Linked DNA regions of Mus musculus: all the other regions are linked to region 3. Evidence: chromatin loops called from intact Hi-C (ENCODE). Cell type or tissue: gastrocnemius. All regions are shown on one strand. Links, peaks and the distances in the headings refer to the core of each region. The heading gives the core; the rest is flanking DNA.

The links. Peaks named below come from ENCODE experiments on the same cell type or tissue, not always from the same donor. Only the 100,000 strongest peaks of a DNase experiment are listed, where the experiment ranks them.
Region 1: a loop joins it to region 3, with 2.3 times the contacts of the local background. A loop is called at or near these places in 2 of 42 quality-filtered maps.
Region 2: it touches region 3 in a loop (2.4-fold over the local background); 2 of 42 quality-filtered maps call a loop at or near these places.
Region 4: a loop joins it to region 3, with 2.3 times the contacts of the local background. A loop is called at or near these places in 2 of 42 quality-filtered maps.

Annotation. Positions count from the first base shown.
Region 1 is chr12:15,978,573-15,986,033 of GRCm38, forward strand. No RefSeq gene overlaps it. Among named protein-coding and RNA genes, the nearest start is that of Gm36235, 33 kb to the right of the region's middle. In gastrocnemius, for the core only: no CTCF peak of the experiment used is centred there; no DNase peak of the experiment used is centred there; H3K4me3 peaks cover 1,405 bases; H3K27ac peaks cover 5,000 bases.
Region 2 is chr12:15,924,212-15,931,672 of GRCm38, forward strand. No RefSeq gene overlaps it. Among named protein-coding and RNA genes, the nearest start is that of Gm46335, 31 kb to the left of the region's middle. In gastrocnemius, for the core only: no CTCF peak of the experiment used is centred there; no DNase peak of the experiment used is centred there; H3K4me3 peaks cover 643 bases; H3K27ac peaks cover 1,056 bases.
Region 3 is chr12:15,846,910-15,854,370 of GRCm38, forward strand. All of the region lies in intron 2 of Gm5432 (a long non-coding RNA gene), which reads left to right. Among named protein-coding and RNA genes, the nearest start is that of Gm5432, 34 kb to the left of the region's middle. In gastrocnemius, for the core only: no CTCF peak of the experiment used is centred there; DNase peaks (open chromatin) are centred at 3,186 and 3,706; H3K4me3 peaks cover 1,260 bases; H3K27ac peaks cover 2,472 bases.
Region 4 is chr12:15,968,684-15,976,144 of GRCm38, forward strand. No RefSeq gene overlaps it. Among named protein-coding and RNA genes, the nearest start is that of Gm36235, 43 kb to the right of the region's middle. In gastrocnemius, for the core only: no CTCF peak of the experiment used is centred there; no DNase peak of the experiment used is centred there; H3K27ac peaks cover 1,441 bases.

The DNA of each region.
Region 1 (7,461 bases), core at 1,033-6,032, 130 kb after region 3:
GCAGCAAGAGTGCTGGAAGGTTTTAAGGAATTACGGACACACCTACACTGCTGATAGGATTTCTTTTGTGGGGCAACACTCCTTTCTAAAAATGTGCTGATGTGTATTACATTGGCCAGTGCCTCTGTGAAGCTAACAGAAGGACTGGGCTTGCCTCCCACCTTGCTACTTTTGGGAAGTGCTGTTTATGCAATCTATCCTGCAGACTTCATTTCCTGCTTTGAAAATCAAGTAAATTTTATGTCTTGGATAGAACATCAACTTCTCTTGCTTTTCAATGCATTTATAGCAAGTGTTAATTATACTCTACTTTCATATCTATTCCCTGAGGTGGGGGGGGGGGGGGGAAATATCAAAGCCAGTTTAAAAAAACTCATGGACTTTTGTTTTTGTTTTGTTGAGACAGGGTTTCTCTGTATATCCCTGACTGTCCTGGAACTCACTCTGTAGACCAGGCTGGTCTCAAACTCAGAAATCCACCTGCCTCTGCCTCCCAAGTGCTGGGATTAAAGGCATGCGCTGCCATCACTGCCCAGCAATCATGGATTTTTGGGTGTGAGCACTCCAAACCAGTTGGCTGTTCTCTCTCATCTTTCCTTGAGGAAACTGACATGCAATCACACCATGCCTTCTCTGCCTGTACCTGAATCCACACAGAGACCGAGTGGATTCCATTGGTTATCCCACTGCTGGCAGCTCGCTCTTCACAGAGAGTTTCATCTATTGGGATAGCTCTGGGTTGACATTCCCTTTTTTCTCCTTGCAGCTCATTGCCCTAACTCTAGATGAAGACATGAGGGGTGGAGAACTTCAGTGGCCTTCCTGCCAGAGTCAGAGCAGCTGTTGTTGGAGACAGGCGTCAAAGCTAGGGGTGTCGGTGCTCGTATTACAGAGCCGGCAGGCTACCAAGATGGTAGCACTCAGAGAGTTTGGGTGGTGTCTGCTCTCTACCTGACATGATCATGACACAGTTGCTGAACTATAAGAACATTTGGGTTACCCACTTTCTAAACCAGTGTACTGTTGGTGTTTGTTCGTGGCTAGACTCACTAACTGAAATACTTCCACATGCCCAGCTACAGGATACAGGTCTCCAGACAGAAGTTCATGGAGCTGTGAAGCTTCGCCCTTGTAATACTGAGTCAAGACTGCAGAACCAAACAGGATATCTATTTCAAGGCTGTTGGGAAATTCTGACCCTGAGCTGGATTGCTCTAGCTACTCAACTGCTTGGCTTCAAAGTTTAGGAAATAAAATACTCTGTCATTCTGTGTTCTTTGTTTACTGCATTTATATTTTAATTGGCATATAAAATATGGCATTTTCACTAGCTCATTTTTATACAAACATGGCATTCTCCCTTTCCTATAGTTCTTCTCCATCTCTTCCATGCTGCCTCACCTCATCTCCCTGGCTCTTCCCTGCCTACTACTGCTCTCATGGCATTTGTATGCATACAAATTGGTTTTAAGTCTAGAGTCCACATACAACAGAAAGCATGTGCTATTTTGTCTTCTCACATCATCCTTTCTTGTTTCAGCCCCCACCCACTACCATTATCTTTAATATCCAAGAACCAAGAGGAAAAAGCCTATTTAAAATTTTTCCTTTATATTTATTTTGGTTTTGGCCAGTTTTCACACTTGTACATTTTGAGAGCAATAGTTAAAACAGAAATAGGCATTTCTGCTATTATTTCACTTCAGAGGCCAAGAAAGAGAAGCAAGTGAGACCACCATCTGGTTGAGTGTTTTAGGGATTTTCTAAACAAAAATACTAACCTTGGGCTGAAGAGATGGCTCAGCAATTAAAGCTCTTGTTCCCGAAGCAAGAAATCTACAATTTGGAATCCAGAACTCATGTAAATTCCAGGTAACACAACAGCACACCAATAATTCCAGCTTGAGGAGGCAGAGACAGGATCCCTGGACTATGCTGTCTGGGGAGACTACTAGCCCAATTGGCTGGCAGTATCTGTCAGAAAGGCTCAAGTCTAAATTTTCTTGTGGCTCTTCTATCTGCCTCTAATCTAGGATTTGGTTAGACTGACCTGAGACAGTATATTTCATTTCCTTCAGAACCAAGGGCCCATTTACACTCTGGCAAATCTTCTCCTCCACGATACACAGCAGATTCTGGCAGAAAAAGATGCCCTTTAGCGGCAGAGGGCAGGTGTTTAGATAGTTACCATGGCCAGGTGTCTGTTTCCTTCCCACTTGCTTAGATGTCACTGCCTTTTGAAAAACACATTTCTGTTTATTTAATTGAAAATATTCTACACATGCAAGCTAACAAGCATGATAGCAACCAGCATTCACAGCTGTTCCCCCCTCCCCCACTTTATTTTAATTGAAGTGGACGCTGCTCATAATTATCAAGTCCATTCTGAATTCTTGAAGGTCATAGGCAGAAAAAAAAACTCTTGGTGTCAGTAAATATTCACTCAGCTGTTTGTGGATGTTGGTGAGTGTGAGTAACTGCGAGAAATGGGGAAGGGGTGAGATTATTGATGATCTTTTCATGATCCTGGTTAACGTTAAAGGGGAGTTAGGATCGGCAGAGCTGTTCTAGTTTGTAAGCTGTTAGGTGCTGGAGCTGGCTGCAGTGACCTCAGAAATCATCTTCCCGTTCACTCTGACAGACAATGTTTCCCTGAGCTGCTGACTTCTCACTGCTATAGAAGGGGTGGGCTGCTTACAAGGGAAGCTAGGAAAAGGAGAGTGTAGAATAGATCACAGCTCTAGTCGTGTAGACCCAGTTTAGTTCACAAGTCACTGAAGCACTGAAGGCATATTTTTATCCCCAGAGCCCCACACTGCCACTAAACAGAGTTCGGGTAAACCAAATTGGCATCCTGGACTAAAGGGTCAGAGTTTCGCAGTCTGAAAGCCAGAAAGTAGCAGCTGATGAGGGCTTCACAGAGGGCCTGGGGACAGTCAGGCTTTCAGTCCATCTGTCTGTCCTTCCCTCACCCCCCCCCACTCCCACTTCCCTTCCATTTTAGCTCTCCATATGCTTATTTGTGACACCTGGATAAGCATTTAATACACATGTGTTTCTCTAACTCAATATTTAATGAGAATCACACAGACTTTTCAAAAGCTTTAGAAGAGATCAAAGGACCAAAGCAAACATCCCTGGGCAGGGGCTGGGGGTGGTCAGTCCTTGGGGAGAGCTCACATCCAGACGTAGAAGGCTTCCTTGCCTGTTAATGGCCCAGGAAATGTCTTCCATGCAAGAAAGAACAACTATCCCTTCTGCTGATATATAGGACAGCATGCCAATTTAAACTCAGATTTTAAAAATGTTTCCTTTTACACTGGCAACCCCCCACTTCCTGCAGCAATCTTTCTCACTCTGTGCCCTCAGCCAGCTTGTTTCCATTCCATAACACTCAGCTCAAACCTCACCTCAGGGGAAGCTCATCACTCACAGCAAGTGGTTCTTCCAGAACTTTCCTCTAGCTCTTGGAGGGAGAATTGTAAGAGACTCTGCCTTATTGATTTCCCCATCCAGTTCAGTACCTGTAAAGAGTTCTCCCCAGAGATTATCAACTGATTAAATCAGGGGGTGAATGAATAATTGAGAAGTTATTCTCTGCATTTGAATTTCTGGTAGATGGAGCAACTCCAAGCCTGTCTCACCTAACTCATTCACATTTCCCAGTAAGATGATCATAAGAGGCCTGATTTCTAGAATTTTCAAATTCTCCTGAGCTTTGGGGTCAGAGCCATGGAGTAATCTGAAATAATAGACCTAATATCACACGCCCAGTTGCTTAACGGAATTATGGTATGAAAAAACTTCTTCCGGGTTCTCAGGACGTGGACCAGTGGGCGTGACTTTTCCAAGGATCTATGAACAACTGTCTGGTTCCACAGTCAGGGCACAGAAAGCAGACCAAGGAACAATTACACCTAATTACAGCTTGGTGGACCAATGAGGCTGCTGAACTTACAGATATACAGATGTTTCCAAGACAGTTGTCACTGAAAAGCCCCACCCAGCACAGGCTATGTCCCCAGAGCTCTGGCTGCCCTTGACATTCCTGCTTGAGGCTCTGAGTGTTAAGATTTCAGCTGTGTCCCACTGCACTCAGCTTAATTTTCTTATAATTTCTGGTATCCATTTTTAATACTTTTCTTCGTTTGTTCTTGCAGAAATATCTCTCTCTTCCCCCTGCCCTCTGTCTGTGTGTGTGTGTGTATGTGAGTGTGGTGTATGTGTGTCTGTATGTGTATCTATATGTGTGTGTGTGGTATACGATATGTGTGTGTATGTGTCTGTATATACGTATGTATTGTGGTATATTTGCATGTGTGTGTATGTATAAGTGTGGTGTATGTGTGTGTATGTGTGGTGTATGTGTGTGTATGTGTACCTGATTATATAATCATTTGATATACATTTTTATATTCATTCCCCAAATCCTCAAACCAAGTATAGTTGCAGCTGTATTCGCTAAAATATATTTGTTTTTAAATTTTATGTATATGAGTAATTTGCCTGAAAATATGTGCACCACATGTATGTGTGTACCTACAGAGATCAGAAAAGGGAATCAGAGCCCCTGAAACTGGAGTTATGGATGGCTTTGAAACACTATGTCAGTGCTGGGAACTAACCCCAGGTCCTCTGCAAGAGCAACATCTATTCTGAATTGCTGGGTCATCTCTCCAGCCCCTAACAATTGTATTCTTTAGTTTTCATGTAGCCCCACAATCTAATCCTCTATCTCTGTTTTCAGGTCTAGCCTCTGACTCTTAAGAAGTGCAAGTTCTCATTAAGTGCTTCTATACCAATGCATGCCCTCAGCCAATCTGAGACATGACCTGCAAACATTTCCAGGAGAGCTTGTGAAACCTCTGCCCAGGTGCTTCCTGCTGGGTGGACTCTGGTGGATCTGTGGCTTTCAATCTACACACAGCCAAGTTCTATGGAACTTCTTTGCATGGAAAGGTAACACACCCAGGATGATGTCCAAGGCCAAGGTCCCTGAGAGTGTGGATATATGGATGCTGTTTCTGCCAGTGAGAGATTGCCGTGCTCTTCGTCTTGTTTAGAACGTCGGTCGAATGGAACCCTCAGGTGCCTTCCTTCTCTTTCTTCCCTGTACTCTTTCCTGTCCCTGTCCTCTGAGACTTGAGCACATTTCCCAGAGCTGGCATCTCTGCAAGTCATCACTATGATGATCATTTTCTCAACTTAGCAACACATCAGCTGTGACAGCGTTCACTCTGTTGGCCTTTCAATGACATGGTTGAGCAAGTCCTTCTCTGAGCTAACATTTCACACAGCCGAGGTTTTATCTACCAGGGAAGCTAATAGGAAGAAACGGTGGAAATTCATCTCTAGGTACTTGTGTCAGGTTCCTGCCCAGGGATAGCCCCAAATGGATGACACACACACACACACACACACACACACACACACACCGGTCTAATCAAATACTTGACCCCAGGAATGAGCTTTCAAAAGACAGCAGGTCAAACAAGTGTCTCCCTGGGGGAGATATTTCCATGGAGTTCCCCGTGAAAAACAAGCTAGCTGCTCATGTTCCCTGTGTAGCTATCTTAAGTTCTTCTGAGAAGCCAAAGGGCCACAGTCCCAGTGTCCCAAGTCCATGGTATTTCGTTACTGTTAATAGGGCTCCATTCAGACTACTGTGCTGAGGACTGGCCTTCAGGCTTGTGGGTTTTGTTTTTGAACTCCAGGCTGGGGTTTGGAACAAGGTTAAACACCTGAAACAACAGAATTTGCCTAATCTAGAGCGATCTATTCCCTCACCAGAGATCACTCTCTGTGTTATTTTTATTTTTAAAGGGAGTTAACATTTAACACAAGCGTTAGCATGTTCCCACCACTCTGAATGGGTCTGTTTGTTTCCACTTGATTCTCTGTTACACTGTTGAACCTTGCCTTCCTCTGGGTTCAGGGAAATTTTGAGTATTAATGAGGATCAAAGACCCTGAAGTTTGAAAATGTTTTTCAACCATGTACCTCAGTAAACAGTTTCTTAAAACATTTAGCAATTCGGCAAGCCTGATTAAGAGGTGAACAGAAGTGCTACAATTGGTATGATGGTGATTTTTAAATTCCTATATGAAGCAAGGAATGACCAGTTGTGCGCTTTGTATTAAGCACCTTGGGGAAATGTCCAGGGATGAGTGCTTCTCACATTGGTCAGCAGCAGCAGGACCTGAGATTCTGACAGATGCAGATTTCTGGGTCCTACCTGGAATCTGTTGAACTGAAAATTTACCAGAGATTACTGAGTGAGTCTGGGAAGAAAGCTTAGTCAGAAAGCCTGCCCAATGCTGAAGACCGGAGTCTGAGCCACATAAGAAGCAGCCACGGAGTAAGCCAGACATGGTGGGCTGGCCAGGCTAGCTAATCTACCAACCCCATGTCCCAGTGAACAAACCTATCTCAAAAAACAAGGTGGAAGCCACCAAGAAATGATGCTTGAAGGTGGCCGCTGGCTCCCAGATGCTCATATGCACAGCACCGTACCAACTCCCTCCTCAGACACACATTCTGGGATAAGCCCTAGCAACATGAATGGGAAGACGACTTTACAGGTAAAGTGATTATTTGCCCTGCAAGCCTCAGGACCTGACTTTGAATACTTAGGACCTACATCAAGTCAGGAGTCCTGCACTTCTACAATCCCAGTGCTCCTGTGGTGAGATGGAAGGACAGACAGACTGTCTGGGAGCTCAGGGGCCAGATATCTTGGTGCATGAAACTGTCAACAACAGTCCTTATGTCAAAAAGGTGGAGAATGAGGCCTAACACCTGCCGTTGTCCTCTGACAAGGATATGCATGCCAGGGCACGTGTGCTTCCCTCATGCTTCAGACACATATGCATATGTGCCTGCCCGGCACACACATACAATGTCAATAGCAACATGGCCCCATGGGCTGTGAATGGCTTTACAGATATCAAGGATGGAAGCTTTCTCTCTCTGCAGTTGGAGTAACAAAAATAGCTGACATTCCTCACTTGCTCCAAATCAGCTGAGCACTTTGCCAGGAGTGAAGAAGCCTTTCAGGAATTTCACCTTGAGGAAACATACACTAGACACATTGACTAGACACATTTCTTCCTGTTAGGTTTACCTTCTTGGTTTAGTTCTGCATATTTAGTTCTTAGCTTTATTAGGAACTGGGGGAAAATGTCAACTTTCTCTTTGAAGTGAAGCGTAAGAGTAACAAACAGCTCATGGTCATGAAACAGCTTGTAAGCATCCAAGGAAGGCAGGGTGGTTGCTCTAGGAGAGCTTATGCATGCCTTTTGCAGTAAGCCCAGCCTGGCTGTAAAGCAGGTTGTCTCTTTGGTGAATTCCACTTGCTATTACACTAGCCACCTGACCTATGGGAAAGAGAGACTAATTCGAGGGTTCAAACATTGTTGGTGATGATGGGAAGAGCCAAGTTTTGTAACTAGTAACACTACT
Region 2 (7,461 bases), core at 787-5,786, 77 kb after region 3:
TGAATTATTGCCATCATTACCGTCATTAGCTTTGACTCCTAGTGCTTCAAGCTGACGTTGAATTTAATCTGCAGGCATTCTTGAAGAATGACCTCAGTTCTGTGTCATCAGGTCTTGGCAGTTGGGGGGATGCACAGAATGTCTGCTGAGATTCCACACTCTTATCTCAGGAAGCTTCCCTGGTTTCCAGACTCAAACGAATGAAGGAGGAACTGATTTTCCCACACCTCTTTGTCTAGTAAATCTAGGCTCAGAGTGCTGCTCTGGTCCAGGCGTATGCAATTGTACCTCCCAGCAAGAAAGCAGAAGGGATGACTTGCTCTTGAAGCACTGGAGTGAATCTTCTCCCATGCAGAAATGGCCAAGCCTCCTCCCTAGGGCACACTCAGGGCACAGACCCAAGCTATGGAAGGAAGTAGCTTGAACAAGGGAAGTGTTGTTTTGGGGAGCAATCAGTGTTCTGCACACTGAGAATGCATCACAGAGCTGTGCTTCAGAGTAGGAAGGGTAGACCTGGGCACACCTTTGTGCTGCCATTCCTGACCAGGATCTAGAGAAGTCCAATTTTAAAAGCCATGCATTTTTGAAGATTCAGTCGGGATTGCCCTCATTTCTATATGTTCCTGTCTTTGAAAAGCATCTATCATTAGAGTTAAGCAAAATATGAAGATCTAAGAACAATGAACTATAAATTAAACAGCAGAATCATGTGAAAAAATTTGTGTGGTTTAAAATTGTCAGACACTAAACTCATAAGCTTTCGCCATTTTTATATGGCCTGGTCAGAAGAAACATATCCTAACTCAAATTGCCAGGTGTCTTCTTGCCTTATTGAGGCTTGTAGGTCACCCTGATGGATGTAGCTGGTGTCACTGTTTGCCATATTTTGCCCATCTTAGCTCAAGGAGAAGCATGAAAGGGTGGCTAAATCACCAACAGCAATAAGTTGTAAAAGATAGTCTTACTTTTCTCTAGTAGTTGGCAATGTTGTTGGAATAGTAGTAACACAACAGAGTTAGTCAGTATTGAATTCTATTGTTAAAACTTAAGGAAAACAGCCAAATAAAAGGATACCAAGAGTGACTTCCAGCCTACATAAGGATATGCACACTTCTTGGCTGGGTTTAGATAGTTCCTTCTTCATCTAGTTAAAATCAATGAGACCAACCCAGCGAGCTGAATATTGTGGAAATCCTCAAACAAGTATTTGATTCAGTAGAAGGGTGAAATGTCCACAGGGAGTTACACCCCACATAGAGATGGTTGCACGTATAGAAAAAACAAAGCTCAAATTTAAATGTAAGATTCTTGGCACCTGATACAATACCTTTTTATGTCCTTTAATGATATACAAAATGCCCTCTAATACATTCAAGGTAGCCCTTGGCTGCCCTCCCAGGCCTGAGAGTACCTCAGGCTGCACATCTCACTATCCCTTAATAGAAGAAGGAAGATGTAGCAATTGTGGAAATCAAGTATGCATGGATGAGACCTTGGACAGTCCAATGTCCTCCATTTCTGTGCCACAGATGATCAGGTCACCTTAGGCAAGGCAGATCACAAACCCTAAGAGCATTTTTTTGAGGGTTGAATAGGGAAACGCATCAGATAGCAGCTGTGTTTCCTCAGTGGTAACCTTCAGCTTTGGAGCAGCTAATAGAGGGAAATGGATCTGGTATTCATCAGCCTTCTGGAGACCTTTTATGAGTTTTCACTTGGGATTCACAGAGTTCCACTCTACCCATGATAAATATTTTTGCAGCCATGCATAGGGAAATGGAATTCAAAATGTCTATATCTTTGCTTATTTTTTTTATTTTTTATTTTTACTTTTTATTTTTTTTAGTGGATATTTTCTTCATTTGCATTTCAAATGCTATCCCAAAAGTCCCCTCTAGGCTCCCCCACGCCCTGCTCCCCTACCCACCCACTCCCACTTCTTGGCCCCGGCTTTCCCCTGTACTGGGGCATATAAAGTTTGCAAGACCAAGGGTCCTCTCTTCCCAATGAATCTTTGCTTATAAATGACAACTTTCCTAGCAAGGACTAGGTCGGCCAGCATCTTTGGGTGGATATGACCTCAGCACATTTAACTCATCTCCATCCAATTAAACCAGCCTCAAATCATGGGTTTTCCATATCTCCAGCAAAGTGGTCCCTATCTTCAAAGTCATCCATGTCAGACACTGTCCTCATCCTTATGGAATCAGTCACTGTTTCTTTATGTCACTTCTGTGTCTTACCTTAATACTTCTCAGGGGTGGGGGAGCATTCTTACCCTGCTACAGAAGTTCAGCCCCGACTCTGTGATCTCTCCAGAGATTTTATAACTTGGTTACATAGAAAAGTTTATTCAAACATGTCTGGGTTCTGATTAGATTAATCAGAATTGCACTACATAATCCCACCCCCCCCCCCTGTGTGTGTGTGTGTTGGGGGTGGAGAAAGATTTCTAAATGGAATGAGAGAGGAAATCAGGAGCAGGAAATGGAGTACATGCATAATTAAAGCAAAAAACAGGATTACCTGAGGGAACAAGATGAAAATCTGGGAAGAAAGTCAGCTAGAATGTATCTTAGCACAGTTGAAGCCCATTATTACAATAAAGCCCCAAAAGCATTAAAATATCTCTTTTTCTAAAAGCAGAACAAAAAGTAATCACTGTGAGAAGGGTGGAGAGTCTGGGAACCAGGGCAGTCATTACCATCTTTTGGTGCCAGTCTGATGTATAGGTGGCCTGGGTTGGAAAGCAAAGCTCAACAATGCTAGCCCTGCTCTGACACCCAGTCCCTGCCTTGAGCCATGTGCTGCATTTTTGTCAGACTTAAAGCAGGGTCCTAGTTTTTACCTTATAAATAATCCAGTTGCTGGGGGCTGGAGGTTTTTCTACTCATGCAATATGTATTTGGAACTCTCTAGATACTTCAGGTTTCAAAGCTGACTTTCTACCAACTTTCTTCCAGATCCACCAACCTGGTCTTTCCATATGGAATCCCGGGCATTAATTGATTTATTATAAAAGAGCACTACAATTATGACTTCAATGTCCCTGGGTTGAAATGAGATGGTTTGAATTGTCTCCTAAACATGTGTCTAAATCTCAAAGTGGAGGAAGTCATCTTTGATATAAGCTAACACATGGTTTTCCCATATGTGAAATCTTTTGGTGTTAGGATGCCAGAGTGACATAGGAGATGGATTCTAAGACCTCCCCTCCTGGTAGCCTAATGCCTGTACATTTTCTCACCTGTACAGGGAAGACAGCCCCCAGCCTTCTAGAAGAGTAATGTTCTCATCCTTTGGAGTATATTGAATTTATCTGCCCTGCTTTTACAAGAGATCTGAGCCTTGGTATCATCCTGAGAGGTCTACAATAGTACAGGAGTCTTAGTGAAAAAGATCCTATGTGATTACAACAAGCAGGCTCACTATACATGTCATGGGGAACCTAAGAGCCTGGGTTCTTCAAGCAAGAGACATTTTCTTCGTATTAATGAATTAAAAGGAAAACAACATAGGTATATTCTGTGTCCTTCAGGTAAGAACTACATAGGGATAACCATGAAAGGGCTGGGATGAAGATACACACACACACACACACACACACAAAACAAAGCAAAACAAAACAAAACAAAACAAAACAAAAAAAACCTCTATGCTCTTCAAGCATGAGAGCCTGCTTTTGGATCCCCATTTAAATGCTGGGCACAGTGGCTCACATCTGGAACCCCAGAGCTCAGAAGTGGGAGACAAACAGACGGGGGGTGGTACTTATCTCTGTGTAGAATCTAAAGACAGAAGCATGTGGTTTGTACTGGTTCTTGACTCTGCTGTCACTCAATGGGGCTTAATAATAGAGCCTGACTCAAAATAAGGTCATGGTCAACAGAGGAAGACATATGACATTGACTTCTGGCCTCCACTCATACATGTATGAGCAAATGTATGTACGCTCACATGTATAAATCAGAGAGAGACAGAGAGACATAGACAGACAGACAGACAGACAGACAGAGAGCCAGATACAGAGAGGAGAGAGAAAAGAAGAGAGGGGGGAGGTGGAGAAGGAGGAGGAGATGGGAGAAGGAAGAGGAAGAGGAGGAAACAGAAGGAAGAAGAGGAAGAAGGAGGAGGAGGGAAAGAAGGAGGAGGAGGAGGAGGAGGAGAAGGAGAAGAAGAAGAAGAAGAAGAAGAAGAAGAAGAAGAAGAAGAAGAAGAAGAAGAAGAAGAAGAAGAAGAAGAAGAAGAAGAAGAAGAAGAAGAAGAGGAAGAAGAAGAAGAAGAAGAAGAAGAAGAAGAAGAAGAAGAAGAAGAAGAAGAAGAAGAAGAAGAAGAAGAAGAAGAAGAAGAAGAAGAAGAAGAAGAAGAAGAAGAAGAAGAAGAAGAAAACAATGAAGGTTTAAGCCGTCCACACAGAGTGACTAGGAAGGTGGCTGGTTGTTCAAAGTGAGATTTTGGTGTCAGCTAAAATGACTATTAGGCCTGAACTGTGCCAGCCCATACCCTCCCCACAGTCTATACAACTAGATAGTAACCATTACTGCCTCAGAATCTGACTCATTTGAACACAGCTTTCCTGCAGATGCAATTAGTTGAGATATAGTCACCATGGTTGATCACTGTCTGGCATGCTTGGAATCTTTATCCCAAGATAAAATATAGACAGATGTAGAATGCATGTAAAGATAAAAGCAGACTGGGCAAATGTTCTATAAGCCAAAGAATGCCAAAGATGGACAGCAAGCCAGCAGGAGCTAGAATATCACAGGACAGATTTTCCCCCCTTTACAGTCCTATACAAGCAGCTAACCTCATTGAAAACTTGGTGCTAGACTTTAGACTTCTAGAACGGTGAGATGATATTCTTTAGATATCAGCTCCAGCCCTTTATGAAGCCCTGCAAACTGGCATGTCATCTGTGTACATTTAAGGTCTCTTTGATCAGAGAGTTTCAGAAAAGACGGAGGAGCAGTGAGAAAAGAACCAGCACTGGTTGGATACCTACTATGTTCCCAGTCCCCTGTGAAGTAAGATAAGAAGAGTCCGTGACAACTTAAGAGCCAGGAGAGGTTTTCCTGCTGATTAAACAAACTCTATCTAATTACAGATGAGTCAACTTAAGGGAAGGTCATAGCTAGAAAAGGAGTCATGCACAATCAGACAGACAGGCAAAAGGAAAGGGAACCATTTCTAAGTGTAGTATATGTTTTCAGTGGAGGAGAAATTACTTCTTCTTGGGGTTAGAAAGTTTGTCTAAAGAATGCATAAGTTCATGCACAGACTGTCACTGACTGGGTGACTTAGACACAAGATGTCTATTTTCTTACAGTTCTGGAGGGCAGAAGTGCAAGGGGGAGGAGCCAGGGGCTTGCTTTCACCTGACATTTCTCCATAGCTGTTTCATCAGAGCTCTCCATGGCCATTCTCCTGTGAACACACATGCCTGGTATTGCCTTGTGTTCTGAGCTTTCTTCTATGTGTCTACAATTTCTTTCCTTAAAAGAACATCAATCCTGGGATTGGATCCAACAAGAATGACTTCATTTTTCTCTCAATTGCCTCTTAAAAGGTCCCGTCTCCAACTACACTCACAGTCTGGGACACTGGAGATTAGGGCATCAGGAAGTCTTTTGTAATACTCAATTCAACCTCTACACAAGGGGACCAGGACAGACTCCAGGAAAAGAGGTAAGTGGTCTTTATAGGGGAGACAAGGTTGAAAGGTATGTACTGTGTCAAAGAGCAGTAACTGCCCAAATGGCCCTACCATAGACACTCTGCCATTATCTACCATTGACAGATTTAATCTATCTGCTTGCCTGACTTTCTGTAAACTGATAGAGTTCCATCTCCAGGCTAAGTGTATGAATGTACCTGAGAGCTTTAGGCTTTGCTGGTGTGTGTGTGTGTGTGTGTGTGTGTGTGTGTGTGTGTGTGTGTGTGCCTGATGTGTGTGTGATATGTGTGTGGTGCCTGATGTGTGTAGACAGTAGGTATTCAAGAGTTTCTACCCTCACCGTTTAGAACCTACTGGAGCAACTTTTCATTAAAGGCAAACAGTTTTCTTCAAACTACTTAGATGAATAAGAAGGAAAGTAAAACAGGTGCTTTCTGTGTCACCAAAGGTAAGAAACACACAGGAAGGAAAAGTAACGATCAAAGCTATTCACAGGGACTACCGAGAAGGTGATCATTTCTCATCACTTGATCCAAAGACTAGGGTGATTGAACATGAGATTATCAACCTTAAAAGTAGATCTAAGGATTTTTCACCTGTAAGATAGGCATAACAATGCTAATCAAGACCCTTATCTCATGTGGTACATAGGAACATTGGGTCAGGACAGCAATGTCACCCAATCAAAGTTAGCTTCCCCCTGTCTACTCAAAGCATTATAGCTGGTCATGAAGTGGTCACAAATGTGTAGCCAAGGAATAAATTATCAGTGTCCTTTAGAGCTTATACATGCAAAGATATAAACTGTAGTTTTATTCACCATAGTTAAAAGCATAGAGCTGGGCACTGGGTGACAGCAGAGGCAAGAACCAGTACAAACCAGATGCTTTTGGCTTTGGATTCTTCACAAAATTAGTTTTTAAAAGGTTTTACAGGAGAAATACGAGTCAGGAAATCAAAGAAAAACAACTCTGGAGATCCTTCCACCTCCTCTTGGGTAACCATAAACAGCCACCCAGGCCATGGGGACAAATTACATGTATCTTGGACACTGGCTAAAGTCAGGCATGGGACAACTCTGACCAGGACATAACTGACTGATTCTGGGCTGACACTCTCCATCATACACTGGCCAGAAGTAACCAAAAAGCCAGGAGGAAGCAGCACTCCCCACCACAAGCAGCACACACAAGTTTTATACATACATGTGTGCCCTTTGGGTTTGTGAAGTAAGGTTCATTGTAATGGCCCTCGGCCTAACTAGCTTGCTAGTACAAGAGAAGTTGATGTCATTTGGTGTGTCTTTAAAGAGAAATGTCAAAGTCACCAGAAAGCTATAACTGGTGTCGTTGGACTTTGCACAGGATAGTGGCTGGAAAGATTTCAGGAGCTAATTATGGAAAATAGGAATGGTAAAAGATCACCCACAATTCCTTCCTACAGCTCTGAGAGGAGATTGGCTTACCTAATTTCACACAAAGAACTTGAACCTGGGCTGAGATTCTCCTGGTCTCCAATGTCTACCTCAGTGATTTCTCAGCATGTTCCAGGTTCCATATTTTCCCTCTTCACCTTGACTCAGTAGGTCCCCTACCTAGGTGGCCTCTCCTCTGCTATGTTTCTATGCTACCGTAACCTCTATCTAGTTCTAACAGTCACAGAACTATTTTCCGAGCTTGCACTTACTCCCAATTGATAAAGATTAGGTTTTCTCCCTCTCCAGGTTTAGTGTTCGTGGTCCCACAACTATGGCCCTACCCAACTGGAAGGCAAAGATTGAAGGG
Region 3 (7,461 bases), core at 1,128-6,127:
AAATTATTAACATTGCTACTTTATAGCTAATTTTGCTACTTCTATGAATCATAATGTAAATAACTAATATGCAGGATATTGGATATGTGACACCCAAAGGGGTTTCTACCCACAGGTTGAGAACCACTTTGTAGGATATCCTGGTAAGGCTTCAAATGGAGACAGAGGGGAGATTGGAACGGTGTTGCCCAAGCCCACAGGTCCAGCAGAAGCTGATCAAGGCCAGAAAGACATACTATGAGAGACTCTGGAAGGAGCCATGCCATGCCAATATCTTATCCTTGAACTTCTAGCTCACAGAACTGCAAAGAGAATAAATTTCACATAATAAAAATTTGGTAACAGCAAAACATTTCTAATGTGTAACCACCAAAAATTAATTTAAAATCAAACACAGAATGTACCTAGATACTTTAGGCAGTGTTAGCCTGGGTTCCTTTGCATAACTTGGCTATAGACTCATCTGTGACTGCACCATGCACATTTTTCACTGTGAATGCTATCACATTGATTGTGAACATTTGATCAGGCTTCCAATGCAGTGTGATCACTGTGTTTATGAACTAACACCTAAATATACATATACGAGCCATCTACTCATGGTACTGAGAATGTGAAATCACACACAAGTAGAGGTGACAAAGTGGAGCTCTGCTATGGGAAATGTTCTGTACGATATCTGAGGTAGATACAGCCATGCACTACATAACAACATTTTGGTAGGGATGGACACATGCATGCATGCATGGCAAACCCACAAGATAATGTTACCTAGAGACATTGCACCTACTTTAGCTTGTGTAAATAGACTCCTGTGTGCTCTCATAATTACAAATATCACCTACTGGTGCACTTTTCAAAATATTTGACACATGACTGTAGTGCTAGACACATTTTCTAGGCAAATGGAACCTAACACAAAATTATCTACAGTGATTTAGTAAAGCATGACAGAAATAGCCCTTGAACCCTGGACTGTTTTCATCCAAAGTCCATTTCCATAGTCACTTTGCTACTCTGTCCTTTCGTGAATGTTGTAGGTGCTTCATAAATGAATTCCTTATTGAGTGAAAGATGTTGTCGTTGGCACACTCTCATGCATAACTCACGCTTGAGTTTTAGCACTGGATTTTATACGCCTATCGTTCACATGTAAATATTAGAATAGGAAACCTCTAGCATGTTCTCATTCTGCCTCTGTGTTCCCAGCATGTGTTTAAATAGTCCAGTTCCATGAACCGATCATTTGAAGAATATGAAATCATTTACATTATTTCCTCTCTCAGACGCTCACACGGAACAGAATGTGCTTCACTGGTGCAGACAAGCTCTGCCTCAAAGATCAAGGCTTTCACTCATTCTAGTTACACTTTCCCATCCTTCCTACCTAGGGTTTGAAAACTTAAAAAAAAAATAGGGCTAAACAGAAATGAACAGAAAAAGAAAAAAACACAGGAAGGAATGTGGGGGTAAAATCAACCATCCTGGCACAAGAGACCTACAAACAGCTAAAAAAAAAAGGCTGGTTATAGCATCTCTGACCATGGCATCCAGTGCTGTATTGCCCACTTTTAACCCCAGTACTGGGGAGGCACAGGCAGAAGGATATCTGAATTAGAAGCCATCTTGGCTTTAGGCCAACCAGGTCTACAGAGTGAGACCCTGTCTCCACCACCACTACCACCATCACCACCACCACCACCACCACCACAACCATCACCACCACCACCACCGCTGCCGCTGCCGCCGCCACCACCACCACCACCACCACCACTTCCTGCCACTATCTGGTCAAGGTAATGGAATTCCTGGCTTCCTGGCTTGGCTAGAGCTCTAACATTCCAGCTGGGCCACATCAATCACTCTGGCTAAGGAACTACTCCTGGATGAATTCACCTTAAGCCAAGCTAAAGAGACTGGTGGAATAATTTGTTCTTTAATGACATATAGTATTTTTTCATTCTGAGATTCATTCCTCCCTCCCCCAGTGCAGAAACTTATGGGCTGTTCAGGGATGGAGGGTGTTGAGTCTATTCACTTTTCAGAAAAGTGAGACTTTTCACTTTTCTTTTTTGCCCTTCTATGTCCTTTCTAAGCATGCTTCCCTTACCAGTTGGAGTTCCCTGATCCATCAACAGTTTGGCTTCCTTGCTCTTCCCTCTGTCCTGTGGCTATGCCTGCCGTCTGCTGACCTCTATGTCAGCCTACCAGGATGGCTACTTACCTCCTCTCCTCTATTATCCTCCTCTGGCCAGCAGCTGAAGCTTACATCTTGTATCTCCTAGGGCTTTTAGACTATAATAAAATTGTTCTTGAATTTGAGTCCATTCTAACATTCTTTTACTAATTTATTAATAATAAAGTATTTATTTAAACAATTTAAATTCAATGATATAATAAAATAATATTTTAATAATTTAATGTTTTATTAACAATAAATAATTTAATAATAAAAATGATAAAATAAGATGTCTTAAATAAAATAATTTATTAATAAACAATATTTATTTATTTATTTATAAGACTGAGAACTTAGGGAAACCTAATTTTTTTTTTTTGCACCAGTGTCTGAGAGGAAGAAAGGAAGGAAGGAAGGAAGGAAGGAAGGGAGGAAGGAAGGAAGGAAGGAAGGAAGGAAAGAAAGAAAGAAAGAAAGAAAGAAAGAGAGAGAGAGAGAGAAAGAAAGAGAGAGAGAAAGAGAGAAAGAAAGAGAGAAAGAAAGAGACAAAGACAACCAAAAGAAGAAGAAAAGCTAGTCTCTGGCTATGACATGTCTGACCCTCCATTCTCCAACTGTGCTCTCAGTGTATGAAGCCCACAGACAGAGACTGGTAGATGTGATCCTGTGTCGGGATTAGAAGCCCAGGGCTGAGGCTAAGTAGGTATAAGCATCCAGGAAGGGAGTAGGTGGTGGCTACTGAAGGTAGAAGCTGAGCCTGCTAATCTGAACTCAAGTTGCTGACCCACAGGAGTTCACTAAGAATTGGAGCCAAAAGGGGATGAAGCCAAAAGGGATTGTGAAACCTGGAAAGAAAGCTGGATAGAAGCAAGAGTCATGCAGGCAGGCACACCGGAGACTGCCTGGAATGATTCCAGAGGCAGAATGTGGGGACAGGGGTGTTGTTTCAAGCTGTCACCACATGCAGGAATGCTGGGTGTATGTCAGGAGATGGAGCAAAGTGGACAGGAGACATGACTGGCTCAATGCCTGTTCTCGACCATTCTATTAGCCTCCTGGGGCCCAGGCAAGGAGGACCTTCTCAGGAACTGCCTGGAAGCCAGCTCTCCTCCTGCGTGGCCCTCTCCTTGTCCAAATGGCTTCAGCAGAAGTGCTGGCAATGAGTTCAGAGCTCAGAATAGAGACAGAGATGGAGAGCCCTCTTAGGGCCAAGGCTTGAGTAAATAGGAAGGAAGGCATTTTATACTTTCAGGATATGGTCTATTTGGAAAAGAGGCTTGTATTCCAGAGGAAGTAGCTCAACCTGCCCCTCTGAGAGTCCCAGACTCACCTGTCTATTATGCCAGCCCTAGTGATTAGAATTCCAGCTAGTTCTGTCAAGGCCGTGGTGTTCACTTAGTTAGAGAGGGTGAAGCTGGCCTGTCTCCGTATCCAGATGTATGCATGAGCTTGTCCCCTTCTGTCTGAATACAAAACCACAGTGCTCCCTGAGCAGCTGGCTTCCCATGGCAGGCGCTGAGAGAGCAGTAACTCATTTAGAGCTGAGCCAGCACTGGCAGGCGCTCACGTTCACTGGACCAGCTCTGACGTCTGCATGGTCTTTCTTCACCCTTTCCCTCTGTCCCTGTACCACTGGCTGTTTAAACTGCAATACACACTCGAAAACCCTAGTAAGTGGCAGTTAGCATGACTCACTCATTCAATAAACAAACACTCGCTAAGCACCTAGTATGTGCAGATGCTGGGCTGAGTACTGGCAGTCCATGTGGGAGTGAGGCATGCTTACAGGTCTCAGGAATGCAGAAGAGTGGGGCAGAGATACAACACAAATACAGTTGGCCCTCACAATTCACAGTTGGAAGCTGCAGATTTACCAGCACACAAGATTTGGGGGGGGGGGGGGTTTCTTCTGCACTGAACATGTATAGACCATGTTCTTCTTATTTTTTTAAACAATATAACAATCACTTTTAAAGCATTTGCAGCATTTGTACAGGATTGGGCTTAATGATTTGAGGCATACAGGGGGGATTTGTGCATAGTTTATGTGCAATATGTCATTATTTTATAGAAGAGAACTGAATAGCCACTTGGTAAGGAGGAGAACCAGAGAGAGGAGAGAGAGACAGAGAGACAAAGAGAGACAGGGACAGACAGAGAGACAAAGAGAGGAGATTGATTCATGAACTAGTTGTAGAAAAACAGTGTCCAAGTTGGTTAGTGCAACAGAAAACTTTCTGCACCAGAAGTCCAGGGGGACCAAAGGACCTGAGTAGGAAGAAGCCTCTGAAAGAAACAGGCTTGAACAGGTCAGGTACCTCAGTATTTGCAGTACATAATGGGAGAGATTAGGATGGCTTCTAGGGAAGGACAGTTCCAGGTCACCATGGGTCACAATATGTGAGGTGGATGCTCAGTTGTTTTCGATAAGGAATTTGTTTCTTTTTATTTTGTATATGATTGTGACTATGCTTATTATTTCAGAAATCACACTTGGGCCATACCAGAGAATTATACTCTCTGAGTGGTGAAAGAGGTGATCAGGGAAATTACAAAGTAAATAAGATCCACCCAGGCCACCATACTTTAGATGTGCTGAGGCAAAGCCTTGCTCAGGTGCCTTCAGGCTTTGGAGAGAGGCACAAGTCATAAGGAACCTGGTGGTAGAGCAAGGGACTGGTGGAGCAAAGCTAGGCAGCTTGCACATGGGTTCATGTTTGTGAGTGAGGATGCACTTAGTAGGTCTGGAACCTCCAGGTAACTTAGTACTCAACGCACTAATCGCCCACCCACTAGAGAACCCACTATGTGGTTATTCATAATGGGCTCTGTAAATTCCTTATTGAAAACACTTCATTCAAAAGAGGACATTTCCAGGCTACACTAGCCATTGACTAGAAGTCAGGGCAGGAACTCCTGCAGCTTGTCACATTACGTTCACAGTCAAGGTCAGAGAGAAATGTCTCTCTAGTTCAGGGCCTGAAGCTAGATCATGTTGACACCCACTTTCAGGCTGGGTCTTCTCATCGATTAAGGCAAGCAAGACAATCACCCATTAAGGCTTTTTTCTCAGAACTCTGTACAACCCTTGCCCCAAAACTCCCTGACCCGTGCATGTTTTCCTGGGCAGCTGGAAGATGACTTTGAACTTCTGATCTCCTGCTTCAGCATCCCCTCCCCCAAGATGGTTTATGTGGCACTAGAATCCAATGCAGGGCTTAATGCACACTGCACGGGTACTCTACCAACTGAGCTCATCCCCGGCTCAAATTGCTCCTTTCTATAAGAACTCCATCCTTATGGGATTAGGACCAAGTCTAATCAAATCATATAAACTTGATTACCCTTTTGAGGACCCTATCTTCACATAAGAGCACAGACTCTGGTAAACTACAGGCTAAGATCCCAAGCATGAGCTAAGGGCACCCATCCAACTCATCCACAAATATATTTCTACTGCTCTTTGTAACTAGTACTGAAGCTTAAGGACTGGCCTCTGTGAAGTTCCTATCATATTAACCTTTCCTAAACACTGGCCCATTGCACTAGCTGATGGGGTTCCTAAATAGAACCCAGTGGCAGCTACTTTTGTGATGCATGTAGTCTACACATTACTCATTGCATTCCTGTTCCTATCATGGATGGCAAAAGTTGGACTAAGCCCCTTAAAGCCCTTTCAGGATTCTGAGATAGTATTTGTCTGCAGGGAAAGAGTGAAAGGCTTCTTTGGCTTCCCCATTGTTCTCAAGAAAATGCAAGTCTGCCACCCTCCCTGAAAGATCTGCATGTATTGAATTAGTAACAGGATCCTGGAGCGCCGGCTGTCTTTTTGTATTCATAGCTTCTCAGAGTTGGAGGTACAGTACAGCACAGGAGGAGGAGGTAAGAGGAGGACAGGGGATTGTGTAATTCCCGCAGGAAGAAAGCCAAGAAGGAAAGAGAAAAATGTAAGAGGGATCCGCCTGAATACAGGCTGCTGTGGATTGATGGCATAAATTCTGAACTGCCCTGAAATGGTCATGAAGCATAGGACTTGGGGAGCTGTTGCCTTTTGCAGTTTGGCTGGAGGCATGTGCTAGACTCCATAAATTCATGAGCCAGACTCCATAAATTATCAGTTGTGTTGAAACACAGATCCCTGGCTTGAGAGGTTCCTTAAGAGTTGTGCACTTACAGATGGGCTGAGGTCCTACTCTGTGGGGCTCAGAACCCACCAAGGACCAAGGACTTGGAGTCTACCAGGAGATCATTTGTACAGAGAAAGCAGACAATGAAGGGCAAGTTCAGGCCAGGCTTCAGAGCAGTGGTGGATGCAGGGAAGAGCTTGGAGTTCCTCGAAGGATGTGATGTCTGATTTTTGAGAGGCAAATGGCTACATAGTGACCCAAATGTGCTCCTGGTGACCAGAATGCAGGAGTATTTTCACTGTGGCTATGTGTGCACCTTTTGGGGCACATTATGTCACACATCTCATGAAATGTTACAGCACACCACTGCCTAGACTCTTTCCCTTGAGTCTCAGGGGACCTGGATATCCCATGATCCCTCGAGCACTGCAGCTGTGCATTGACACACTTAGGCTCAGAGTCAACAGATTTATACTTAGCTGGATATGAATCAGAAAAATCAAAGTGCTTCAAGGAAAGGATTAATTATTAAGAATGAACATGTCTATTAAAACTTAGCACTTAGGAGATAGCTACATAGGTTCTGAGTACAGTGGCAAACGGAAATGGGCTAACTCTCCGTATTCTCCTGCCGCATCATCTTGCGTTAGCTTGCCCAAGGAATCAAAATAGAAGCTTGTAGAGTCCCTCTTTTCTTCCACTGTCCTCTCTTTTGAACCCCCAAAGATTAGTCAAACATCTGCTGAGCCTGCAGTTTTATGTTCTGTCTTTCTGCTGATAGCACCGAGCTTAGTTTGTGAAAGAAGGAAGGGGCAGGGATTAAAAAGGGAGATCTCCTCATCCAAATAACCTCTCCTGACCTGCACTGTGCTCGCACACAGATCAGCAAAACCAACCACATTGCTAGAGATATACTTTTCCTCGGCATAAAAGCCTTTTTTCCTTTGTAACGTTAATCCCAATGCGGATTTTTAAGAAGAAAATTAAATATTGATGGATTTGTGCATGATAATGCATCTTAAGTCATTGTAAAAAAAAACTTTTAAGGAAACTGAATGGTTCTTCTTTGAAAATGACCTCTCTGCCTGTAAACACTTTAACTATTCAACCAGCAATTTTTTTTTCTGTTAAATTATACATCTGATATGGAACCCT
Region 4 (7,461 bases), core at 1,553-6,552, 120 kb after region 3:
AAAAATAACATCAATAAAAACAGGAAACAACAATCACTATTCCTTAATATCTCCTAACATCAATGGATTCATTTACCCAATAAAAAGATATAGACTAAGAGACTGAACTCCAGAGAACCAAATAATCCTATTTAAAAAGGGAGTACAGAGCTAAACAAAGAAATCTCAACTGAAGTAGCTGAGAAGCACGTAAAGAAATGTCCAACATCCTTAGTTATCAGGGAAATGGGAATCAAAACAACCCTGAGATTCCACCTCACATCAGTCAGAGCGGCTAAGATAAAAAACTCAGGTGACAGCAATGCTGGCGAGGATGTGGAGAAAGAGGAACACTCCTCCATTGCTGGTGGGATTGCAAGCTTGTACAATCACTCTAGAAATCAGCTTGGTGGTAAAATTGGATATAGTACTACCTGAGGACCCAGCTCCTGGGCATATGCCCAGAACATGCTCCAACATGTAATAAGGACACATGCTCCACTATGTTCATAGTAGCCTTATTTATAATAGACAGGAGCTGGAAAGAAACCAGATGTCCTTCAACAGAGGATTGGGCACAGAAAACTCGGTACATTTACACAATGGAGTACTACTCAGCTATTAAAAACAATGAATTTATGAAATTCTTAGGCAAATGGATGGATCTGAAGGATATCATCCTGAGTGAGGTAACCCAGTCGCAAAAGAACAAACATGGCATTCACTCATGGATAAGTGGATATTAGCCCAAAAGCTCAGAATACTTAAGATACAATTCACATGAAGCTCAAAAAGAAGGAAGACCAAAATGTGGATACTTTGATCCTCCTTAGAAGGGAGAACAAAATACCCATGGCAAGAGTTACAGAAACAAAGTGTGGAGCAGAGACCGAGGGAAAGGCCATCCAGAGATTGCCCTGCCTGGGGATCTAACCCATATACAGTCACCAAACCCAGACACTACTATGGATGTCAACAAGTGCTTGCCGACAGGAGCCTGATATAGCTGAGGGGCTCTACCACTCTACCAGTGCCTGACAAATACAGAGGTGAATGCTGTCAGGCAAGCATTGGACTGAGCACAGGGTCCCCGAAGGAGGAACTATAGAAAGGACCTAAGGAACTGAAGGGGTTTGCAGCCCCATAGGAAGAACAACAATATGAACTAATCAGTACCCCCAGAGCTCCCAGGGACTAAATCACCAACGATAGAGTACACATGGAGGGACTCATGGCTCCAGTCGCATATGTAGCAGAGGATGGCCTTGTCGGTCATCAATGGGAGGAGAGGCCCTTGGTCCTGTGAAGGCTCGATGCCTCAGTGTAGAGGAATGCCAGGGCCAAGAAGCAGGAGTGGGTGGGTTGGTGAGTTGGGGGAGGGGAGAGTGGAAGGGGGGTTGGAGGGGAAATGAGGAAAGGGGATAACATTTGAAATATAAATAAAGAAACTATCTAATAAAAGTAGAAATGAAGAAAAAATGATTTTACTCTGAAATCCCTTTGTCTGAGCTCCTTAAAATCTGTTTCTTCCTATGAAGGTCTCAAGAATTTCAGCTTTTTTCCCCAAGTCCTCCCTTCATCAGGGGACCTGAGACTAGGAAAGCTTCAGGTACAGTTCCCAGCCACCCCCGTCCCTATTTTTGCTTTTATTTTTAACTGCACTTTCTGGCAGGAGCCCTGTTTGTCCTGACTCGTGTCTGGTGTTATGAGTCACCAGGGGGATATAATATGCTGATTGCTGAAGCAGGTTATTAATTTCTTCTTTTTCTATGACTCATTCTTTTCAAAATCTCTAATTTATGATAAAAGTCAGTTAGATGTAAGCACAGAAACAGTTTCCAATGGGCTGTCTTATTGTGCCTGGGCCCACTCTGTCTGCTTTACCTCTTGGGGAGAACAATGTGAAGCAGTGTGCTTCTTAGAGAGCTACAGCTGGAGACCTGAAACCACCACTACATCCCAGCCTGAGAGGTCAACTGCTGAGCAGGGATGGGGTGCAGGGCATCAGAGGCATCAGTGATGTAGCCACCAGAGAAAAGAACATTTTGTATGGGATATGGTGAAGGTGTCCTACATGTGTGAATCAAAAGGGCTGAGAGCCAAGGAGAAAAGATTGAATTTACAATGTTCCTCCTGGAGGGACCTTGTACACTCTCATCCCTTTCACCTAACACTGAAAACAAAGCCAACTCACACTCAGAAAGAAACATAGTTCATGGGATTACAGTGTCAAATACTAAGAACAATTGCTGGTTTAGAAGGAGATAGGGATTTGTGTGGAGGCTGGTGGGATGGTCTGTGTCTTATGTGCATGTCTCTGTGGGTTGGTTACAGTGTGTGCATGTACACATTTATCTGTGTGCATGTGTGTGGAGTTAGAGTTGTGTGTCACCTACAATTGTAACCCACTAGAATTCAATGGACCAGCCAGGATGGATGGTCTAAGGACTCTAGGGATCATCTCGTCTCTGCATCCCTTCTCTTTACAAGGCTGGAGTTATAGATGCACACTACCATGCCCAGTTTGTACACAGGTGCTGAGGATCCAACCTCAGGTCTGTGTGCTTATGTGGCAGGTACTTTACCAGCTGATCCATCTCCCCAGCCCCCAGAGATGGGGATTTTTAATTATCCCTTTTGTTTTAATAACAAAGATCAGAGCTGGACCATATTTTTTCCTTATTGAATGTCTTCTGTGGTTCCTCAGACCTAGCATCCTCAGACCAAGCCTATGCTAATGAGAACCCTCTGCACCTACACCTTTAAGAACCTTAACTTTACTGTCTGATGACTGAAGAAGGCCTGTGTTCCGATTTCTCCAAGAACCAGAGGAAAAATATATGATGAGTTTATCTCTGTGCCACCATGTTCTTAGGAGGGCAAACTCCCAACTATAATTTGGTCCCATCTGTTGTCTGCACAGCTGCCCATCCTCAGTCTCTTTGGCCTATGGTGGAGGCCCTTGTCTGACAAGAATCATCATCTAAGTGGCTGCACCTGTGCTCTTCGGTACCATGGGCTGCTCATTTATGTCAGCCTCTGTCTGGCAAATTAGCTTGTCAATGCTGCTACCTGGAAGCCTGACATAGTGCAGTGGCTGGAATGGTCCATGATTTTCTCCCAGTGTCAGTGCCCTGATTGTTTGAGAATGAAGTGCTTCTCCCTAAAGCCCAAATGTTAAAGTCCTACCCTCCAGGGTGGTTGTAGAGATAATATCCTGTGGAGATGATTAACGGGAAATGAGGTCCTCAGAACAGAGCTCTCATCGTAGAAGACTGGCATCCTCGTGAGAAGAGGAAGAGACAACAGACATGAGTGTGTTCAGTGGAAAGTCCCTGTAAAGATGTCACAAGGAAGTAACCATTCAGAAGCCAAGAAGAACCTTGACTTTAGACCTACAGGTTTGAGCACTGGAAAAGTAAACTGTGCTATTGAAGATGTCCTCCACCTGTAGATGGTTTCCTACTGTGTCAGCCTGACTGGACAAGCCACTCTTCCATATCATCATCCTCTTGTCTAAGACCTCTTCAGTCAGCTACGATTTCCTCTATCTGGTGCCAAGTGCATGATGATCCCTCCATTCACTCCCAGAGATATTTCAGAACTTTCTCTTTCTATTGCTCTTTCTTTGCTCCTTCTACTTTCATGCAGTCCCCCAAGATTCTTCACTTACCATTCCACACCAAGAGTCGTAGTTACCATTGCTCTTGACTCCAAAATCAGATCTTTCATTTCTCTCCAAGACTCACTTTCCATTCCTATACAGAACATATTTGACAAGTGCTGAGGTCTTCAAAGATCTTACAACTTCTCCTGATCCAATGTTTTCAGAGTTAAGTTTATGGTAAAGATATCAACCAGCAAGAAGCAATTCCAAGAAGCTGGCTGAGCTGTGGTCTGAGGAGAAAGGTGCAGAGGAGAAACCTCTGCCTAGTGATGTCCAAGTAGAATATCTGGTGAGAGTGATACTTCGGCTGGCCTTGAGGTGTATGTAAGTTGAGTTCAAGAATGAAGAGGATGGGAAGGAGCCCCAGAGAGCAGAATGTTGTGGGAAGCCATGAGGAGGTAGACATGTAGGAAAGATGGGTTCAAGAAAGCATGACTTATGGTTCTTGGTCCAAGTTCATGAGAAGTACTGTGGTGGGTAGTCACACTGAATATGACTGTAGATCACTAATGAATTTACAAGTTACTCTCTAGATGGCCAAGGACAGTTGCTGGGCCCCTGGTTCCATGTTGTTTCTGAGAAAGTCCATGATAGAGGGCACACATGAATCCTGTGGTGTTTTAGTGAGATATTTACTAGGGTTGAGAAGCAGTTGTGAATTAGACACAGCCCCTTTCCATACCTCCTTTCTGCATAAATGCTTTGGTAAAATGACATAATCCAGGGTGTGTGTGTGTGTGTGTGTGTGTGATTGTGTGTGTGTGTATTCATGAGTATGTGAATGCAAATATTATATACATTCATCCAGAAGCCAAATGTCAACCTCAGATATCATTTCTCAGGTACCATCCACCTTGTTTGTTGGGATAGGGTATCTTAACTTGAAACTCACCAAATCAACTTGGCTGGCTGGCCAGTGACTTCAGGTCTCAATGACCTGCCTGTCCCTTCTTCTCAGCAATGGAGAACAGCAGTATGCCACTATATGTTGCCTTTCACCTGGATTCTAGGGGATTGAATTCAGGTCTTCAAACTTACAAGCATTACTCTAATCTTACCATGGAATTAAAAAAAATAATAATAATAATTACCACTCACCCACACATACTCTCTAAGTTCTCACTGTCCAGAAAAAAACAATACAGTGGATTTTCACTTTTTCAGGCAGATTTGGCGACTATCCGAGCTTTGGTTGAGCCGCCAGATCTGTGTTCCTTCTTCTGTGTTCCTCCCTCAAATGCTCAGTAGACATTTTATAGGGAAATAGAAACAACTTAATGTATTTTGATAACTTATTTGCTGACCTTGGGATAAGGTCCAACGATTGTCTGCATGAGCTCAGGTGAAAACAATTCTACTTTAGCAACACTAACGTTTGCCTTTCCGAGTGAGCTAAGTAGATTACATGAATAAGAAAAACACGTGTGCCTGTAGGCAGAGCAATTAACTCAGTTAATGTTGGCCAACTTTTATATGAATAAATAATATTTTTAAATCCATTTAACTTTATTACTTATTCCATTTGTTAGGAGTTATATATATATATATATATATATATATATATATATATATATATATATATATATATATATATATATATATATATTGAATTTTAGTCATTTCCACACCCATTGTCCTGTCTGTCCCTCTCCAGCTCCCACTGGATCTTCCCTCATCCCAGGAAGCTCCCTTCCTACTTTAATGTTTCTGTGCATGTGTGACCCAAATGAGTTTAGTTAGGGTTTCTTGGGTGAGAGTGAGCGGGATGTTATTTACTAGGGCATAGACAGCATATCAGTAGTCACACCATTAAAAAAAGGAAGACACCTCTCCTCAGCCACCATTAACTACCAGTAGTCTTCAGGGAGGGCTGGAACATCTCGGGCAGCTCTCTTCCACTCATGATGAAAAGGTATTGGACTGAATCTTATGCAGGCAGCCACAGCTGCAGTCAGATCATGAATGCCAAGTCCAGAAGATGTCTTCACAATCTTTTTCAGGTCATCCTACTACTCAGACTTTTTTCCCTGCCTCCTCTTCTACTGTGATCACTTAACCTTGGAGTAGACATGCTACTCAAGGCCAAGAAGTCCACCAACAATATCGTTTCAATTGTAGATCCATGTGTGTATCTATATGTGTGTGTGTGATATAAAGCAAAGCAGTGCTTATTAATTTATGCATTCCTTTGTTCAGATAATAGTCTCCAAGCACCAATATCCTCTAGGTCAGTAGTTCTCAACCTTTCTAATGCGGTAACCCTTTTAATATAGTTCCTCACATGGTGGTGACACCCAGCCATAAAATTATTTTTGTTGTTGCGTCATAACTATCATTTTGCTACTTTTATAAACAGTGCTGTAAATGTCTGATATGCAGGATATCTGAATGACCTGTGAAAAGGCCATTCAACTCCCAAAGGGCTTGCACCCCACAGGTTGAAGATCACTGCTCTACGTCTTAGGAGATGTGAAGGGGTGGAAGAATGAGAGCTCAGTGGTTTTAAAGCACTTTCTGCTTGTGTAGATGTCTCAAGTCTGGTTCCTAGCACCCATCACAGGTGACTCACAACTCTAACTCCAGGAATTTGATGTCCTTTTCTGACCTCTGTATACACATGAGCACACACACACACACACACACACAGACACACACACATGCACACACATGCACACACACATATCTTTAAGGGAAAGAAAAGTTTTGAAGAAATCATGCAAATCAGAAATGCTATGTATGCTCTTTGATTACTTCTTCATATGTGTTCTGGGCAGCTTTATATCAACTTGACACACGTTAAAGCTAAAGTCATCTGAGAGGAAGGAACCTCAAGAAAATGCCTCTATAAGACTGGGCTGAAGGCAAACCTGTAAGGCATTTTCTTAATTACTGGTTGATGGCCCCAGCCAGCCTATTATGGGTGAAGGCATCCCTGGGCTGATGGTCCTGGGAAGAAGAACGAAGACCAAAGTGTGGACACTTTGCCCCTTCTTAGAATTGGAAACAATCACCCATGGAAGGAGTTACAGAGACAAAGTTTGGAGCTGAGACAAAAGGATGGACCATCTAAAGACTGCCATATCCAGGGATCCATCCCATAATTAGCCACCAAACAATGACACCATTGCATACACTAGCAAGCATTTGCAAGGACCCTGATATAGCTGTCTCTTGTGAGACTAGGCCAGGGCCTAGCAAACACATAAGTGGATGCTCACAGTCAGCTATTGGATGGATCACAGAGCCCCCAATGGAGGAGCTAGAGAAAGTATCCAAGGAGCTAAAGAGATCTGCAACCCTGTAGGTGCAACAACATTATGAACTAACCAGTACCCCGGAGCTCTTGACTCTAGCTGCATATGTATCAAAAGATGACCTAGTCGGCCATCACTGGAAAGAGAGGCCCATTGGACACGCAAACTTTATATGCCCCAGTACAGGGGAATGCCAGGGCCAAAAAGTGGGAATGGGTGGGTAGAGGAGTTGTGGGGGAGGGTATGGGGGACTTTTGGGATAGCATTGGAAATGTAGTTGAGGAAAATATGTAATAAAAATATTAAAAAAAAAAAGAATGCAGGAAGCCATGAGTAGGAACCCAGCAAGCAGCAGTCCCCAGTGCTCTGTGCAGTAGCTCCTGCCTCCAGATTCCTGCCCTGTTGCCCTGTGTGAGTTCCTTTCCTGGCTTCCATTGGTGATGAACTGTGGTGTGCAAGTGCAAGCTGAATAAACCCCTTCCTCCCCCATTTGCTTTTGGTCACGGTGTTTCATTGCAGGAATAGAAACCCTAATTATGTCATTTCTTCTGTAGAGAAACA